4 separate regions of the Homo sapiens genome follow, and all the other regions are linked to region 2. A link is a contact called in ENCODE Hi-C or POLR2A ChIA-PET data. All regions are on one chromosome and are shown on one strand. The core of a region is the stretch at or near the end of the contact, and the rest is flanking DNA. Distances in the headings are between cores, read along the strand shown. Region 1 has its middle 160 kb from the start of TRIM33. Region 2 holds the start of MAGI3 (membrane associated guanylate kinase, WW and PDZ domain containing 3). Region 3 holds the start of CTTNBP2NL (CTTNBP2 N-terminal like). Region 4 holds the start of DCLRE1B (DNA cross-link repair 1B).

Evidence for each region. Hi-C counts contacts between places; a loop is a spot of excess contacts on that map. ChIA-PET counts read pairs that join two places held with the same protein, here RNA polymerase II (POLR2A). Pooled maps may share reads with other maps.
Region 1: a map of CD4-positive, alpha-beta memory T cell shows a loop between it and region 2 (7-fold over the local background). The contact joins the enhancer-like site here to the promoter of MAGI3 in region 2. A Hi-C loop is called at or near these places in 4 of 168 maps with a recorded cell type or tissue (CD4-positive, alpha-beta T cell, CD4-positive, alpha-beta memory T cell and naive thymus-derived CD4-positive, alpha-beta T cell) and 7 of 50 pooled maps.
Region 3: a map of CD4-positive, alpha-beta T cell shows a loop between it and region 2 (9-fold over the local background). The contact joins the promoter of CTTNBP2NL here to the promoter of MAGI3 in region 2. A Hi-C loop is called at or near these places in 4 of 168 maps with a recorded cell type or tissue (B cell, CD4-positive, alpha-beta T cell, CD8-positive, alpha-beta T cell and 1 more) and 15 of 50 pooled maps.
Region 4: a map of ascending aorta shows a loop between it and region 2 (5-fold over the local background). The contact joins the promoter of DCLRE1B here to the promoter of MAGI3 in region 2. A Hi-C loop is called at or near these places in 5 of 168 maps with a recorded cell type or tissue (IMR-90, ascending aorta, chondrocyte and 2 more), 2 of 37 single-sample maps with no recorded cell type and 26 of 50 pooled maps. POLR2A ChIA-PET finds 5 or more read pairs at or near these places in 2 of 52 experiments (activated T-cell and activated naive CD4-positive, alpha-beta T cell).

Annotation. Positions count from the first base shown.
Region 1 is chr1:114,344,910-114,348,108 of GRCh38, forward strand. No RefSeq gene overlaps it. Among named protein-coding and RNA genes, the nearest start is that of TRIM33, 160 kb to the right of the region's middle. RefSeq lists an enhancer at 737-1,237. Within about 2 kb of position 1,347, at least 21 of the 41 ENCODE cell types and tissues checked have a DNase peak (open chromatin) inside an H3K27ac peak, as active enhancers do.
Region 2 is chr1:113,388,895-113,391,844 of GRCh38, forward strand. MAGI3 (membrane associated guanylate kinase, WW and PDZ domain containing 3) reads left to right here and starts at 1,621. Exons shown (of 21, transcript NM_001142782.2): 1 at 1,621-2,455. The coding sequence starts at 2,140. RefSeq lists silencers at 1-197, 1,187-1,236, 1,267-1,626, 2,037-2,166, 2,227-2,386 and enhancers at 2,067-2,566, 2,617-2,666.
Region 3 is chr1:112,394,932-112,397,811 of GRCh38, forward strand. It overlaps CTTNBP2NL (CTTNBP2 N-terminal like), which reads left to right and starts at 1,283. Exons shown (of 6, transcript NM_018704.3): 1 at 1,283-1,341. RefSeq lists a silencer at 1,481-1,530.
Region 4 is chr1:113,903,635-113,906,842 of GRCh38, forward strand. It overlaps DCLRE1B (DNA cross-link repair 1B), which reads left to right and starts at 1,692. Exons shown (of 4, transcript NM_022836.4): 1 at 1,692-2,141. The coding sequence starts at 1,953. AP4B1 (adaptor related protein complex 4 subunit beta 1) reads right to left here and starts at 1,165. Exons shown (of 10, transcript NM_001253852.3): 1 at 971-1,165. The coding sequence starts at 1,083. RefSeq lists enhancers at 801-860, 941-1,500, 1,531-1,580.

The sequences.
Region 1 (3,199 bases), core at 97-2,596, 960 kb after region 2:
GCAATGTCCCACAACTGGCGGCCCCATTAGTCTGGGCCTCCAAGCAAGCACAGCACAGAGCAGAGTGAGGCACATGGAATGTTTATAGGAAATAAACCACGACTGGTTTAACATGAGCCACTGGAATATGGGGGCTATTTATTAAGGCAGCATAACCTACCTATTTCAACTGACATCGAGAGCTGTGTAGTTTTGCACAAGTCTTTAACCTCTCTGATTACCAGTTTTCTCATGTAGAAAACAGAGAAAACAGTACTTAACTTGCTTGTTGTGAGAATTTATTAAATTTAGGCTGGGCGTGGTGGCTCACACCGTAATCCCAGCACTTTGGGAGGCCAAGGGGGGTGGATCACTTGAGGTCAGGAGTTAGAGACCAGCCTGGGCAACATGGCGAAACCCCATCTCTACAAAAAATACAAAAAAAAAAAAAATAGCCATGGGGCATGGGGGCACGTGCTTATAATCTCAGTTACTCAGGAGGCTGAGGCAAGAAAATCGCTTGAACCCAGGAGGTGGAGGCTGAGTGAGCCGAGATCGCGCCACTGCACTCCAGCCTGGGCAACAGAGTGAGACTCCGACTCAAAAACAAAAACAAAAACAAAAACAAAAAAGAGAGAGAGATAATTTATTGAATTTAAAGTGCCCAGTGTCTAGTAGACCGTAAATAAGAGCTTTTTAAATTAATAGTACAGCTTAGTATGAATTTTAATCCGGCTTAATTCAGAAATCAGCTGTCTTGTTTTCTTTTCTTTAATGTCTTAGGATTCCGCCTACTCTAAGGCAGGAAGGCACACGTGTATGCCCCTCACCTCCAGGGTGTTTAAAGACCCAGCTCTCCCCTGCCTGTAGTAATGGGGAACACATTTTTGGATGCCATAGAGTTGCGCTCGGGTTTTCTGGGCCATCAAGACCTATTGTGAAAGCAATAGGAGACCAGCGTTCTTGGTGGGAGGTTCTGGGGAAAGGACAGGGAGAGGGAATGGAGACAGATGTTGAGCTACTGGATGAGGCCTGTACAGGATGAGCCTGGGCCTCAGAGCAAGCACAACACAAAGCAGAGTGATGGACTGAGACGCTTGTGGGGAGTAAACCAGGGCTGGCGTACTGTGATTCTGACCCCTGGAAAGTTGCCTGCGAAGGGCACCGCATTGCCAGAAGAGCCAAGTGAGCCGATCAAGGGAAAGGCCTCTGCCAGGAGCCTTCCCCCGAGAGACCGCTTTTCCTCCCACCGCAGGGTCGGCTTGCATGACAGGCCTGCGCTCCGCTGGCTCCAGCGCCTCCGAAGTCACCTGCCCTGCAGTGGGGGCGCGCACCCAGACCCTCCCCTGGGATCCCATCCTCCCCTCCATCCCCCTTCCCTCCTGGCCCAGGGCCCCCGGGAGTGACGGCGAGAGGGGGAAAAGCTCTGGGAAAGGAGGGCCGGGCCAGCCCAGGGGAACACAGGGCCGTCTTCACCCTCCACGCCCTTCCTTCCTTCTCCACCTCCTTCTTCCAGATTCCTCTCCAGGCACTGATAGAATAGACCGAAAGAACGACGGGTTTGACTTGTTTAGCAAATGCTTTTGATACCCCTGAAACACAGAGAAACGTGTGCCTTGGCAGTAAGGGATTATTGCACGTTTTAACTTAGCAGGACTGAATCAGGCAGAAAGAAACCTAATCACCGGTCTCCAAAATCGGCCCAAACCTCTGGCGGCCGCGTCACTCGGCTCCACCAGTCTGTGCCGCCTGCAAGCGCCCCTAGCGGCCTCGCAGCCATCGCGCCTCAGCAGCGCCGTGGCGTCCTGTTCGGCAGTGTCCATTAGAGGGCGCCAGCGCGCCTCAGAAGAGGGACCGTGACGCTAGCCCTCGCGGGTGCAGCCCGGAATTGCAAGAAGGCTGCGGAAGGCTGTGCCAGCAACTTGCACGACAGCACCTTGCTTCTAGAGCATGAGTTTACCTGAACATGCAGCTCAGGGATTGTTTTCAGATTGAAACCATCGCACATTCCCTGTGGCAGGCAGCCCCTCTCCGAGGATAACAATCATGACGGTAATCATGGTCATGATCGTCTTTGCAATGGCCCCTTGCCCTGAGGGTCTTCTGGCCCAGGACCCTCCGGTCCTGGCTGCTCAGGACAGGTGATTACCTTTTGAGGGCCTGAGCTAGTATTCTCCCTCAGGTATTTGCAAAACTTTAATTCCAGTGTCTTGTAATTGTCTAGCTTTTGAAGATTCTCAGAACCATCTCATTAAGATCTCACAGAAATTGAGCTCTCCAACTCCAATCCCACAGCTTTTTGCCTCCCGAAATTTGCTGTGTGTGTGTGTGTGTGTGTGTGTGTGTGTGTGTGTGTGTCAGAGAGAGAGAGAGCACGCACCTCCCAAGTTCTTTGCTTACTGGCTCGCTGATACCTCGCAGACCAATATTCACACTGCCTTTCTTTGACACTTTCCTTACTAAACTGTACCAGCCACACAACATTTACACGCGGATGGGTATGGACAGCACCAGATCTCTTCCGGACAGCACCAGATCCCTTCCCCACAGCACCAGATCCCTTCCCCACAGCACCAGATCCCTTCCCCACAGCACTGGGGTCCCAGCAGATGTAGGACTAGGCTTGATGGCAAGCACTTCAGACCAGCGTCTGGAGATGTATGTTCTGGGCCTGGGCCTGCCACCACCTATGAAACCCTAGGCAGGGCACTAGCCCTGGGTGCCTCCCCTGAGGAGGCGACTGACCATATCTCTGAGGTTTCGTGAAGCTCTAATGCTTCTGGACTGTGATTGTACAGAAAGCAGAAGGGCCATTGCCAAGAAGAAGGCATCATGTGCTGTGTTGGGTGTGAGCATTGCCGTGGACGGGCAACCCCTGGGCACTGAGCTTCCACCCAAACCAGCCCTGAGCTCCATCCCACTCCTCTCCCCATCATGACCTGCAGACCCCATCTCAGGAGCTGCATTCTCCAAGCCCCAAACTGAGAGGTGTGGTCTGATGATTTCTTAAGGGAATGTCATCTTTGAATGACCTGCCTTAGGAACCCCAAAGCAGCGTCTGCAGGCAGCCACTCAGCCTCAGGCCCTGAATACGTTCCCGATTCTGCCCTGCTCTGCCAGTTCTATTAATATTACATTAGCCTCCTCTCTCCACAGGGCCTCATACCGTGGGGGAGCTCCCAGCTTCCTTTGTTTGACTTCTCCCCAGATGCCACACCTG
Region 2 (2,950 bases), core at 371-2,870:
ATTGGACAGATCTAGGAGCTGTAGCCTCAGGGTTCCAGCTTCTCTTGTGGTTTCCCACACCCTGCCCACATCTTTGCAAAATGCCATTTGTTTCCTGCCAGGACCCTGACTGATACAATGGTGTCAACGAAATCACTGCAGCTATTGAAGCTTGGTCCAGTCTATCTGAGGTGTGGAGTTTTATAAGGGCTTTCACCTACTATTAAAGGGAGACAGGAGACTACACAAATAAATGTCATGCTGCAAAAGTGAAACAAAGATCATAGCTCAGAGAAAACACTTTCCACTTGAGGGCAAGAAATCAGAGAAAGCTACCTGGAAGAGCCGGCATTTGGGATGAGGACGGATAGGAGTTTTAAAAGAGATGAGATGAAGGGCATTCCAAAGACAGGGAAGAGTGTAAGTCAAGCCGGGGAAGAGAGAAAGCTCAAGTGAAATTTCTGAAAAATTAGAGCTGGAAGGGATCTACGATATCTTTTATTTAATGTTCGTTCTCCCTTCACCTCCTTTAACTGAGATTTGGCCAAGGTCAAACAGCAAGTAAGTAGCATGTCAGGACTCCAACCAGATCTGCTGGCTACCAGGTTAGTTCTTAATAATCCACCTTCTACCTCCACCCCACTCCCTCACCTCAGGCAGTCTGCTTACTTCTCAGTCTCTCCCACTAGACTGTAACCTCCTCAATAGCGGGGCTTCTGTTTTCTTCACCCTTGAATCCCAGTACCTAGCACAATATCTAACACAAAATCGTCATCGTCATCAGCAGCAGCAGCAGCAGCTACCAAACTTTAAGAGGCAACCACCCACTGTCAGGCACTATGCAGTTATTTTGTACATCTTCTGTAATCTTCACTTTTCACTGAGGACGCTGCGGCTCAGAGAGGTTGTCTAATTTGTCTTAGGTCATACAGCAGTGCCGGACTCTATTTTATAATATCTTTCATCAACCGGACTCCGAAGCCCTGCCTCAATGGGCGTTCAGTAACATCTGTTGAATGAACGAATGAACAAGCAATATCCACTCAATGCAAACTATCGGCTGTAACAGGCCACCCTAAAGGCCCCGGAACCTCGGCCGGCTCAGGACTCCGCACGTTGTCTTCCAATCTAAGCACACCGGCCCCTCTCTGCGCCCCGCACAGGCTCAGAGGCTCCGCCCGCGTCTCCGCCTAACTCGCCGGCCACGCCCCCACTTCGGGGAGCTCGGTCCCTCTCGGATTCGAGTTTTCCTCGGCTCCAGCCGCCGCGCAGAGGGCCTCTCCCGGCCCTGCGACCTACAGCCCCTTCCACTCCCCTGCCCCTCCTCTGCGCCCTCCCTCACTCTCCAAACTTCTTTTTTCCACCCTCTCTAAACTTCAGTCATTCTAGTGCCCGCCTCCTCCACTCGCACCGACCAACCAGTGGTCCCCATTCTCGTTGGCGGTCCGCCTCCTGCCCGCCGGGGGCCAATCCCTGGCGCGAGAGTCCAGGGCCGGGGCTCGTTCCCAAGCGCCCAGCCTGTGACGGCAGCGCGCCGGGCGCCGCGCGGCGGGAGGGGGCGGGGCTCTGGATGAGGGATGGGCGAGGGCCGGGGGAAGGGAAAAGGGAGGAGGAGGAGGTTGCGGCTGGTTTGAAAGCGGCAGTTTCCTGGCAGCTTGGGCAGGCGTTGGTCTCCGCGCTACAGCTCCGCAGCGGCCACGATCGATCCCGCGACGGGTCTACGCGCGCTTCTGCGCGCCCCCCACGGATTTTTCCCGTTCCCGGCTCTTCCCCCTTCACCTCCCCGCCCCCCCGCCTCAGCCTTTCCCGCCGCTCGGGCGCTGAGCCCAGGGACCAGCCGGCGGCAGTGACCCCGCCCGAAGCCCCTTCTGGAACCTCCTGGGGACAATTCCCTTTTCCTTTCTTCAGCCTAACCCGCGGTGGCCCTCGCGGAGTCCGGTCAGCCCCGGGGAGCGCAGCCGGGAGGGGCGTCCAAGGGGCGTCTCGCGTCTGGGAACGGCCGGGCCCCCAGCGGGCTGTGGTCGCGGGGTGGGGGCCGGAGCGGCGAGGCCCCCCTTACCGGGCTGCGCGGGCCGCCCAGGGCCCCCGGGCTGAGACGGGGCCGGAGCGGCGCCCCGGCCGCCCGCGCGGGGTCTCCCCCATGGTGCAGCGGGGTTCGGGATGTCGAAGACGCTGAAGAAGAAGAAGCACTGGCTCAGCAAGGTGCAGGAGTGCGCCGTGTCCTGGGCCGGGCCCCCGGGCGACTTCGGCGCGGAGATCCGCGGTGGCGCGGAGCGTGGCGAGTTCCCCTACCTGGGGCGGCTCCGCGAGGAGCCCGGCGGGGGCACCTGCTGCGTCGTCTCGGGCAAGGCGCCCAGCCCAGGCGATGTGCTGCTGGAGGTAAACGGGACGCCTGTCAGCGGGCTCACCAACCGGGACACCCTGGCTGTCATCCGCCACTTCCGCGAGCCCATCCGTCTCAAGACTGTGAAACCAGGTACGCCGGCCCTGCGTATCTGTCTCGGGGTGTTGGGGAGAGGGGCTTCAGGGTGGGCGTCCTGGGAGCGGCGGCACCTCCCCACCGCGTATTGTCCCGGGTAATCTTAGACCTCTAGGGTGTGCCAGACTCCTTGACGAGGGGGAGGGGTGGCGTTGGTGAGTCCCATTTTGCCGAAGGGAAAACTGAGCTCTGGCTTGGCGCGGTTGCTCTGCTAGCTGTGCTAGCTGTCACAGAATTGCGACTAGAAGCTGGGTTTCCTACATTTGTAGCTCCATCTCCCCCCGCAGACAAGAGTTTTTGACTAGAGAAGGCCAGCCTTTTCCTGTGTTGTGCAAAAAGGCCCTTAGGATTGTAACATTTTCTTTGGAACGATCTTACGCATCTTCTAACAGGGAAAAAGGGACTTTACTATAGAGGCACTTGGTGCCAAGGTTACCACCTGGTGTACCTGGAAGGGCTTAGCTGCTTCAGTGTTTCTTGCACTCTAGCAGA
Region 3 (2,880 bases), core at 33-2,532, 990 kb before region 2:
AGCACTGAAAATGACATCAAATACCATTAAATGAAAGTACATGGCACAGTGATAACATGATAAATACTTGTTTACTTCTTTCAGACTATAATCGCACAAACTGATCACATCCCTCAGTCAGACTGTAAACTGCATGAGGCAGGCTGCATCTGCCTTGGGGACTGTCTGCCTAGGCAAGCACTAGGTCCCTAATGCTGTCTTGCGAATTATAATTGCTAAGTTTAGGGATAATGTATTAAGTGTACTACATTATTTATGCATTATGAATATTCGTCTCAAATATTTATTATATTGTATTTTAAATAATGTGGTTATTGTAAATGTAACCAGCTGCATCAATCTGTGAGCTGACAGCCATTCTGTGGAAAAGGAATTCAGAAACTTTGACCTTAGGTAGGGATACAACTAGTTATACATCCACTCCCCTCTCTGAGTTATTTGGTCCTGCCTAAGACTTGCTGCCACCAAGATCTGCATTCCTGTGTTCACAAGGCAGACATTCCTTGCATCCTCTGTACTCTCCATTGTTTCAACTTCACTGCAAACACCATTCCCCACAATATAATGAGGCCAAGGAAAGAAAAAAGTCGCCTCAGCTGGCAAGCATAGGGTGGAAAAACCTGCCACACAAATTTGCAATTATTTGACTTCCGCCTGGAAGGCAGGTCGGCTGGGTTTATGTCCCCCAAAGTTAGTATCCTCTTCTGTACAAAATGTGGTTGAGAGAAGGGTGATCTCCAGGTGTTTCATCTTTGCACCCTTGCTTCCAGCACCACGCCCACAGGCGCTTCCAGAAAAAAGAAAAAAAAAAAGGGAGCAAGGAAGCCAGGTTTTTCAACAACGAATTCATTCTAATGCAGACACCAAAGCCCACTTCATTTATTAACATTCTGGATAAAATCCCAATCGATTAGGCCACCAGAGCCCTCCATTCCTAAACTCCGCGTACAGTCAGGTAAAAGCACGAAGCACTAGTCACGGTCCTGCCCAGACTTTTCACGCAGAGGTGGAAAGTTGCAGACCCCGAGCCGGGAGGGGCGCGAGCCCACCCTGAAGCCCAGGACCCAGGAGGGCGCTTCCTCCCGGAAGTGACGCGAGCTCAATCCCGGCCTTGCTCTTCCCAAACAAAAGGGATCTTGGGGCCCCGGGAGGAGCCTGAATGACTTTGGAGAAGCCCCGCCTCCAGCCGGCGCGGATTGGGGCCGAGGCTGGAGAAGCAAGGAGGCGATTGGCGCTGGTGAATGCCAATGCCCCCGCCGGGCGGCTGAGGGGGCGGAGCCTCAGCCGCTGTGGATGGGGAGTGGAGGCGGAGGGGAGCGGAGCCCGGAGCGTCGTGGAAAGGTAGGAGCAACTATCCCTGGGGCTTGGTGATGGCTGGGAGGCCGGGTTCTCAAGAGCAAAGCAAGGATAGGGGCACCGGTAGCCTCCCGCCGCCGTCTCAACGGCCTCTGGGCCCATCCCCTGAGGGGGCGGGGCCGTCTCCTCCACCTCCCGGTATTCCCCGAGGAGGCGGCTCCTCATCCTCCGAGGGTCCTCACAGCTACTTTTTGTCCCTCGTCGATTCCCAGCTCCTCAGAAGGGGCTTCCCTCTGACACCCCTCATTCAAAGGCACCTCCCACCCCGCACCTCAGCCTTGGCGGAGAGGACTCACAGGTACCGATTCTCTAGGCTGCCGCCCCCAACCCCATTTCGTACCCCCGGAAGGCCAAACATCCCTCCCTACACCTGTCCCTGCTCGCCAGGGTGGGACTGGAGCTGCTTTCCTCCGTAAGATAAAATTGGTGTTTCCCAAAAAGGAGGGATGGGGCGAAGCAAAAATCAAAGACCGACCTAGACAGCCAGCTTTACGGAGGAAGCGGCTTCTCCCACTTAAGTTCTTCCCATCCCCCATTCTCTGATGCTCAGTCTTCCTCCCGCAGCCCCTCGCATCCTCTGGCCTCTTGTGAGGAGTCGAGAGCTCTCCTGTTTTGGGACTGTTTTGGACTGTGAAAGAGGGAGAACTAGGACCTCCTCTCCTTCACCCTTTGTACCTTCCTTCTACTTTCTGTTCCTTCTGGGAGCACCCAGCCTCTAAGGGTTTCTTAGGTTTGAATTGCGTTTCATTTTTCCTTTTCCACCCTATTTCCTCCCTGAGAACTTGATGAAAAGCCATCTTATATTTCACAGTGAGGTGGGTGTGTTGGATATCTGCAGAGCTGGCTTTGTGTGGGCAGGAATGCAGTATATGTTGCTTGACAGTCAATGAATAACACCATGTTTTCAAATGAAACAGTATACATAAGTAAATAAGTAGCAGTGGATTAGGAATGAGTATATCCCAGTCTAGGGTGGGCTGGTCCATTGCTCAGGGAGACTGCAGTTAACCTTGAAGGTATACTGCAGGTTGAAACAAAAGACAGGAAGTGTTTGAAGAAAATTCAGGGTCAGTCATCTAGGTTTATGATTAATCTAGTCCTATGTCCTTTGGTAACTCTCTAACCCCTTTTTTATAGTGTCCTCCCCGCCCCCAGGAAACATTCATGTATATTTTGATTGGTTTTACGATCATCTATCAAAATTTAGAGGATGAAAAGTAAGAACAATTTTTAAATCTCAGAGATAAGAGTAAATAAAGGCAAGGTATTCTAGCTATTCATGTTTACCAAAAAGTGCCTCTTCTAGTGTGCTCCTAAAGGTTTTGTCAAGTGGTCTTCATTTCAGCAGGTGCAAAGTGTTGATTTTGACCTCATGTTAATGTCGTTGAATCCCCAGTAATCATCTATTGCTAGCGCTTTTATATATTAAAATTTACCATGTTTTTAGCATAGTTTCTTTTGCTTCCAATCTCAAGTCTACCTCCCCTCTGTCAGCTATAGCCAAAGCTGATGGCAATAAAATGC
Region 4 (3,208 bases), core at 442-2,941, 510 kb after region 2:
AGCTGAATGAGCAGGAGCTCACTAGGCAGATGTAATAGCAAGGTAAAGATACATGCTATGAGGTAAGTAGACATGAGCAGGAGCAGCACACATTTTTTTAAGAGTCTGTAGGTAGTTGAATTAACAGCTTGTTCCTTGGGTGCTGTGATAAGTTTGGACTTTATTGTTTCTCAGACTGGTCTCCTACTGGAACCAACTGAAATGTTTATTAAAAATACAGATTCCTGGGTTCCCTCCCACCCTACTGAAATCAGAATCAGTCCCTGGACTGGATGACAAAAAGCACCCCAAGGGATTTTTATGCATAGTAAAGTTTGTGAACCATAGCTGTAGGCAAGAGTTATGTGTTCAGGTATGTATAATGGAAAAATTCTGTCTCAAATGAGGCAAAGTGGCCTACTAGTAAGCTGCTGCAATTGCTTTATTGATGAAGGCCTGGACCAGAACAACAATGCTAATAAACAAGAGAGGATGGATATTTAGAATTATGAATTCAAACCATCTGACATAAGAAGTGAGAGATCAGGTGTCCTCAAGGTTGGCTCCCACGCATAGTCGGCTGCTGGTGGCATTCATCAACACAAATGTAAGCTGAACAGGTTTGAGGAAGACGGAAGAATGTCCGGGCTATTTCGGACATACTTTTGATAAACCACGCACGTGGAAATGCCAAGCAGGCAGTGGGATACGTGGGTCTGAAGCTAAAAAAGGAAGTCTGTACTAGCTATATTATAGATCCAAGAGTCACCAGTAATTGCTCAAGCCCGTGATATGGAGGAAACTACCCAGCTGAGTAAAAGATGCTGCAGAGGGGAGACTGACATGGTACTCCAAAGCAGCAGGACGAAGACCGAACCATATAACTGCCACGTGTGAAAGCTAATTCACCCTTTCAGAGAGACTGGGGCTAGTGAGCCCTGATGGGGATTGCAAAGGGAGCAGTTAGCACGCGAAGGGAGGTAGGTGATACCTAATCACTCGCTGGATGACATTCCGGTAGCGCAGCCTATCAGCTTGAATGTGAGGATTGCACAGAGCCTTCTTCAGCTCCTTCACCACGTCCTCGGAGCCAAGGTACGGCATCTTCCTAAGAGTCACAGGGCAGCTCCCACAGCTCCCACGGTAACTCGAGGGCTCCTTCTCGTCCTGATGTGGGAGCCTGAGTAAAGGAAATATGAGTCAGTGAAAATACAAAAGGCGAGATCTCGCCTCAGGCTCGGCTTCCGTAGGGCCGGCACGCTGGCCCTGACACACTTCCACGCCCTCCGCGACACCGCGAGCCCCACCCTAGGCTCTTCAGGCCCTACCGTCGGCCGGCAGGCCGTTCGCCCCGCCCACAGATCGCTCCCGCTACTTCTAGGTCCTCCGCCGGATTTCCAGCGCCGCGTCCGACTGACCGCAGACCCCTCCCTCTCCAGTTCCAGCCTTAATTCCCCCTCCACGCCGTTCTCATCGCGGATAGGCCCAATCTTGCTTTCTGCGGAAGTCCCGCCCCCTTGTCAAGAGACCAAACAGAAGACCGCTGCCGGTCTCCCCGCGAGCGAGCGCTAAGCGTAGTCCCGACTCCGACCTTAGGATGCCCTTCCCCCAACCTCTCACTCTCCAGGCGCAGCTGCGCGGCTCCCTCTGGTGGAGCTGCGGCGGGCAATCGGAAATCGGCTACTTTGGCCTGTCTCCTCCCTGCAGCGCGCGCTTTGAGTGCCCGGCTCGGCCTCCGCTCCCGCGCGGTTGGGAGTGTCCAGCGCCCTCCGCGATTTGGGCTCCAGCGGGCAGGGTGACTTCCTTTTTCTGCCCACTCTGGTAACTTATTGCTCTGCTGGGCTCTTTCCCTTAGGGTCTCTGGCCCTGTTCTTGCCCCAGCATGACTTTTATCGGGACGCCGTTGTGGAAGCCTCACGCAGGAGCCCTGCCCCCGTGGAGAAGATCCCACTGGTGACTCCAACCCTACCACCATGAATGGGGTCCTGATCCCCCATACGCCCATCGCAGTGGACTTCTGGAGCCTGCGCCGGGCTGGCACCGCACGTCTCTTCTTCTTGTCTCACATGCACTCGGACCACACCGTGGGCCTGTCTAGCACCTGGGCCCGGCCCCTCTACTGCTCCCCAATTACAGCCCACCTCTTGCATCGTCACCTACAGGTATGGGGCTGGAGTCGGTCTCCGAGAGCTGGTCCAGGCATCTGGGTTGGGACTTCAACCTGTCATTCTTGGAGTCATAGAATGGGGGCCACGAAAACTGATTTGGAAGTTGTTTGAACCCAAAAATGCATCTTTAACCCAGAATAGGAACGTGTTTTCGAAGTGACCAACTTGAGATAGTTAGCCATAAGTTGAGGAGATATTTTAATCCAGCCAAGGAAACTATTCCTACCTTTATAAGTAAGCTAGGCCGATGTTTCCCAAACTTGCCTTTTTTTTTTTTTTTTTTTTTTTTTTTTGAGACGGAGTCTCGCTCTGTTGCCCAGGCTGGAGTGCAGTGGCGCAATCTCGGCTCACTGCAGCCTCCGCCTCCCGGGTTCAAGCGATTCTCCTGTCTCGGCCTCCTGAGTAGCTGAGATTACAGGCGCACGCCACCACGCCCAGCTAATTTTTTGTATTTTTTGTGGAGACGGGGTTTCACCATGTTGGCCAGGCTGTTCTCTAACTCCTGACCTTAAGTGATCCGCCCGCCTCAGCCTCCCCAAGTGCTGGGATTACAAGCGTGAGCCACCACGCCCCGCCTAAACTTGCCTCATCTTAAGAATCCACCTAATGTGCTGGGTGGTTCTCCAGCTCTCTCCCCACCCCACCCTTAAGTCTCCAAGAGATTAAGATCAGGAGTAAGTTTGGGAATTGCTGACTAGACTGTTTGCTGAACTCTTTTTTTTTTTTTGAGATGGAGTCTCGCTCTGTCGCCCAGGCTGGAGTGCAGTGGCGCAAACTCGGCTCACTGCAAGCTCCGCCTCCCGGGTTCACGCCATTCTCCTGCCTCAGCCTCCCGAGTAGCTGGGACTACAGGCGCCCGCCACCACGCCTGGCTAATTTTTTTTGTATTTTTTAGTAGAGACGGGGTTTCACCGTGTTAGCCAGGATGGTCTCGATCTCCTGACCTCGTGATCCACCCGCCTCAGCCTCCCAAAGTGCTGGGATTACAGGCGTGAGCCACCACGCCCGGCCAGCTGAACTCTTAAATTGTACAAAGGGTGGGATGGGAAGTGGAAGGAGGA